Regions from separate parts of the Homo sapiens genome. Here region 1 is linked to region 2. The links are chromatin contacts, found by Hi-C or POLR2A ChIA-PET in ENCODE. All regions are on one chromosome and are shown on one strand. Each heading gives the region's core, a stretch centred on a gene start or an enhancer-like site at or near the end of the contact. The rest is flanking DNA. Distances are from core to core; before and after follow the strand shown.

Region 1 (2,700 bases), core at 6-2,505, 480 kb before region 2:
GTAACTTGAGCCCAGGAGTTCTAGACCAGCCTAGGCAACATGGCGTAACCCCATCTCTACAAAAAATAACCCGGCGTGGTGGTGTACACCTGTAGGCCCAGCTACTCGGGAGGCTGAGAAGAGATGATCACCTGTGCCTGGAAGGTCAAGGCTGCAGTGAGCCATGACTGCACCACTGCACCCCAGCCTGGGCAACAGAGTGAGACCGTGTCTCAAAAAAATAAAAATAAAAGTGCACAGCTAGAGAGGAGGAATGGGTTGAGCACCTGTAGGCACTGTAGGGTAACTCTAATAATTTATTGCATATTTTCAATTAGCTTGAAGAGCATATTTTGAATGTTCCCAAGGCAAAGTAATGATAACTTTGTCTGTGGTGACAGATATGCTAATTACCCTGATTTGATCATCACACAGTATATTCATACATGGAAATATCACAATGTCCCCCATAAATATTTGCAAGTATTATGTATCAACTAAAAATAATAAAAGCAAAAAACACATCATGTTGTACACCATAAATTTATATGTTTTCTTACCATCAGTTAAAATACAAATAAAAATCTTAAAAAGAAAGAAAAACGCTGGGCATAGTGGCTCATGCCTATAATCCCAGCACTTTGGAAGGCTAAGGCAGGAGGATCGCTTGAGCCCAGGAGTTCAAAACCAGCCTGGGCAACATGGCAAGACCTCGTCTCTACAAAAAGTAAATAAAAAGTTAGCTGGGCGTGGTATGCTCCTGTAGTCCCAGCTACTCAGGAGGCTGAGGTGAGAGGACTGCTTGAGCCCAGGAGGTCAAGGCTGCAGTGAGCTGTGATTGTGCCACTGCACTCGAGACTGGGTAAGCAAAAAAATAAAAAATAAAAAATTACAGCATATGGGATTGTATAGAACAGGATAATGTCAACAAAGCAGAATGAAAGAGAATAGTTCAGCCTGAATTACTAAAATGACAAAGCAAGAGAGCATTTTTAAAGAAATATTATTTCATTATCTACAAGTAAACACAGTCAAACCACTTTTTTTGTCCCCCGAGACAGGGTCTCGCTCTGTCACCCAGACTGGAGTGTGGTGATGCAATCACAGATCACTGCAGCCTCGACCTCCCAGGCTCAAGCGATCCTCCCACCTCAGCCTCTTCAGTAGCTGGGACCACAGGCACACACCACCAGGCCTGGCTAATTTTTTCTGTTTTTTTTTTTGTAGAGTCAGAGTCTCGCTACGTAGCCCAGGCTGGAAAACCACATCTTTACTAATGTGCGCAACCCACGTTAACATCCTGTGAGACAGCAATCACATTTATCTCATCTTCATTGTATATCACCAGCACCTGACCACAGGCACTTAGCAAGCATTTGCTAAACGGATGACTCAATGACTACAGTCATCTCCACTATGTTTATAAAATTTTACCTTGAAAAGGTCTCTAGGAATCTGCCTTCATGAAAAGATAAGAATTCTACTTTATGATCTCAATCATTTTATAAATGGTACAGTACTCCAAAATTACTTGAAAAACTTCATTGTTATATGTACTCAATCTCATTTAAACTATTTTGCAAACTCTTTTAATTTTTTTAAAATATGGAATGCTTCCCCAATATGCATGTCATCCTTGCACAGGGGCCACGCTCATCTTCTTTGTTGCCTTTCAATTTTAGTCTATATGCTGCTGAAGCGAGCACTGCAAGCTCCTTAGCACATGCAAAAGTCAGTGTCAGCTTGGTTTGCACATGAAATTCTAGAATTTGGAATTTGTGGAATTCAAATGAAGTTTTAACTACTTAAAAATCACACACTTGCACACATGCAATCTAAGGAGAGCATAAAAGAATGCTGAGTATTTTGCAATCCTTACCTACTTGGTATATTCCTGATGATAAAGGGGAGCGAGAGAAAAACTACAATTATGCACAGACGCAGCAATGGCAGCCCATCTCCTGCCTCATCTCTCCCTTCACATCTTCACTAAGGGGATCCAGTGGTTATGATTTGAGTTATTTTAAAGCTAGAATAGCTGGGAACACAGTGACATCTGAGTAAATAATCTCTTAAGGGTTCATGGATGGCCATGAGGGTATGTGTCAGGGCCTAGTCACCTTCCAAAAACAGTCAGCTGGAAAAGGAATAAAGCACAACCTCCAATTTACCAAAACTGAAACAACAGTGTTCTCTCAGCTTCCATTGCAAGGTGGGTCCTTAATATGCCACATGACCTGGGACAGTCGTCAACAGCCTTGCCAAGAAGCCTAAAGAGAGCCGGTAGCTGTACCACCCGCAGGAGTGAGAGGGAACGCTGGTCCCATGGCAACATGGAAGAGGGCTCCATAATGGATCTCAAGCAGCCTCCCTCCCCGCTCCCCACCTCCATTAATTTTTACTTCATTACGACTTTCAACAAAAGAAATATTTTTATGTGAATTATAAAACAGGCCGAACATGGTGGCTCACGCCTGTAATCCCAGCACTTTGGGAGGCCGAGGTGGGCAGATCACATAAGGCCAGGAGTTCAAGACCAGCCTGGCCAACATGGCAAAACCCCATTTCTACTAAAAATACAAAAATTGGCCAGGTGTGGTGGTATACGTCTGTAATCCCAGCTACTCGGGAGGCTGAGTCATGAGAATCGTTTGAGCCTGGGAGGCAGAGGTTGCAGTGAGCCAAGATAGCACCACTGCCCTACAGCCTAGGCAACAGGAA
Region 2 (2,700 bases), core at 105-2,604:
GAACACAAATCTCTATTATGTCCTTTCAAAGTATCTAGAAAGTGCCTGTCTTCTTAAACATTTGGTTTTATTAACTCATTCATTTTTCTTACAGTTTTAGATTTCTTTTTAAGCAACCTTTCTTCCTGCACACTGACCTATGTCTTACTTAAGGAATTTTTTTTTTTAGAAGTCTCGCTCTGTCGCGCAGGTTGCAGCGCAGTGGCGTCATCTCGACTCACTGCAACCTCCGTCTCCCGGGTTCAAACGATTCTCCTGCCTCAGCCTCCCGAGTAGCTGGGGAGGCGCCCGCCATCACGCCCGGCTAATTTTTATATTTTTAGTAGAGACAGGGTTTCACCATGTTGGCCAGGCTGATCTTGAACTCCTGACCTCAGGCAATCCACCTCCCTTGGCCTCCCAAAGTGCGGGGTTTACAGGCGTGAGCCACCGCGCCCGGCAAGGAATTAATATTTTACTAAAACAGTTTTTAGAAACACCAGGGAAAGGCTCAGGGCTAAGTATTTTATTCCAGTTTGTTCTAACAGCCACGCCATAGCAGACGTGTGACCACCTCCACCAGCCCTACGAGGGGTAGAACTGAAGCCAAGGCCCCAGTCACGGGCCGGGCTTCAGAATCCAGGCTTCCCTGCGGCCAGCGCCGCTGGCTCCCTGCTCCCCGAGATCGCCTCCCCAGTAGCTGAGAATACGCTGAGTTTTTATGGTTTCACATTCAGACTAAGCCGCCCGCGACCTTGTAGGTAAAGATGAATCCGAATGGGTCGGCGCGCCTGTTTCCTAGGGTACTGCTTTCGGGCGCTTTCTCCTGAAGTTGACACTTCCCAGCCGAGGAGCCTTAAAGCCCCACGCAGCGGAAGGAACGCGGCCCCGGCGGCGGCGAGACAGGCCTGCTCCCGGCCGGGAAAGGCGCACGAGAACCAGGACGCGTCCACGCCACTCGGGGCGGGCGTTCGCCCCGAGCACGCCCACCTCAGACGCCAAGGAGGCTGACCGCAGTCCGGTCGACGATGGGCATGGTCTCTACTTACTTTCCGCCCAGGCTAACCTCTAGCGCATTTTGCTAATTTGGGTCTGAATCGCCATCACCGCGGGCAGCGCAGCCTTAGCCGCCAGCCCTACAGCCGGGAGGGAATGTAATGTAAGGTTTGGCGCCTCGGGGCGGATCCGGCTTGCACAGTCAGTTAAGGAACCAGAGTATCGCGAGATCCGGGGTAAAGGGGCGGGAGGAGCGCGCGTGCACGCGCCCAGAGCCGTTAGGGTGGAACTCCACTCGGGCGGGGCGGGCGGAGTGATACAGCTGGACGCCAGTTGGTGGAGCCCCCGCGGGAAACGACTGAGCGCGAGGAGCGTGCGCGCTCCCGTCGTGGCGACGGTGGCGGCGAGCGGCGTCAGAGCTTGAGGGGGGGTTGACGGCTTCTGGCGGGTGGCGGTGTTGAAGGCGAGAGCTTGCTTGGCCCGTGTCGCTTCTGTCCCAAGAACCGGACGGAGAGTGAGGGCACGAGGGTCGCTGTCGGGGGCTGTCGTCTTCCACGTACACGTCGTCGTGAGGAGCGCAGTCCGGACTCTTCCCGCAACCCCTCCGGCTCCCTTTCCGCACGCCTCGAGGCGGCGGCGGCCACCGAGACAGCAGCGCACCTTCCCCCATCCCTTCCCCTTATCCCCCAGCCCAAAAGGGCCCGGTCTGCGCCCCACCCCCGCCCGTCCGCCCGCTACGCCGCCGCCATGTCGGCGCAGGCCCAGATGCGCGCGATGCTGGACCAGTTGATGGGCACCTCCCGGGACGGTAAGTCTCTGCCAGGGCCCTGGGGGTGGGGGAGGGGACGGGGACGGCGAAGGGAAGGGGTTCCGAGGGCGCACCTGGGCGCGCGCGTGTGGCTGAGTAAGGGGCTCCCAGATTGGTAACACGAGGTCCCCGTCCCCCGTCCCATCCAATCAGGGCTCGGCAGGCGGGCAGGGGGGGCGGTGACCATGCGGATTGGCGGGAACTGCTGCCAATGGGGTGAGGCGGGGCCTGGAGGCAGAAAGGAGAGTTTGTGCTTTTAATGTTGACTTGGCTGAGACGGGAGAGCCCGCGTCTCTGTTGCGTAGTTGGGGGGCCCGTTTTGTCGCTGGTTAGGTACCTGCGGAAAGCTAAGGCCTCCACCCCCGATATAATTCCTTAACCCAGAGCTTTGGGATCATCCCTCGCCGCCGTCCTCCAGAGTACCTAGAGAGAAGCTTCCCCCTCCTCTTCCTGGGTCAGGAGGAAACCTTTATTACTAACCCAGTCTCAGAGATGCACCCTCGAGCCCCACAGAAACAACCATTTTTATGGAAAATCTGACCCAAACCATGGTTTCTTAAGTGGGTGTGTTTGGCCCCATTTTGTGAGAAGGAACATGTTATGGCCTGTTTTTCCGAGAGACCTCCATTTTGTTAGACAATTTAATAGAGGCTTTGTTCAGTAAATATTGACAAATGTTGCATGTCCCTAACAGAACGATTTTGAAAATTTGGTACCCAGTGAAGTAGAATAGAGGAGAACAAAGATCCTTTCAGGCGTTTAGTTTAGAATCTGTATAGAGAGCCCTTAATTGCTGGATTATCCTTTGTCATAAAGAGAATTTCTAAATAAAATGATGAAATGCTGTTGCTTTTTTGGTGATGTTAATTAGTAATGTACTCTCAAATTCAACTTAAATACATTCAAATATGTAGGAA

What was found. Hi-C counts contacts between places; a loop is a spot of excess contacts on that map. ChIA-PET counts read pairs that join two places held with the same protein, here RNA polymerase II (POLR2A). Pooled maps may share reads with other maps.
Region 1: a loop to region 2 is called in a pooled map, with 5 times the contacts of the local background. The contact joins the enhancer-like site here to the promoter of LUC7L2 in region 2. A Hi-C loop is called at or near these places in 9 of 50 pooled maps. POLR2A ChIA-PET finds 5 or more read pairs at or near these places in 2 of 52 experiments (H1 and activated T-cell).

The regions. Positions count from the first base shown.
Region 1 is chr7:138,874,781-138,877,480 of GRCh38, forward strand. The region is part of intron 12 of KIAA1549; the gene reads right to left. It also overlaps the pseudogene RNU6-1272P. Among named protein-coding and RNA genes, the nearest start is that of ATP6V0A4, 78 kb to the left of the region's middle. Within about 2 kb of position 1,256, at least 3 of the 41 ENCODE cell types and tissues checked have a DNase peak (open chromatin) inside an H3K27ac peak, as active enhancers do.
Region 2 is chr7:139,358,540-139,361,239 of GRCh38, forward strand. It overlaps LUC7L2 (LUC7 like 2, pre-mRNA splicing factor), which reads left to right and starts at 1,355. Exons shown (of 10, transcript NM_016019.5): 1 at 1,355-1,783. The coding sequence starts at 1,723. The region is part of intron 2 of FMC1-LUC7L2 (FMC1-LUC7L2 readthrough); the gene reads left to right. RefSeq lists enhancers at 490-619, 1,340-1,389 and a silencer at 1,620-2,049.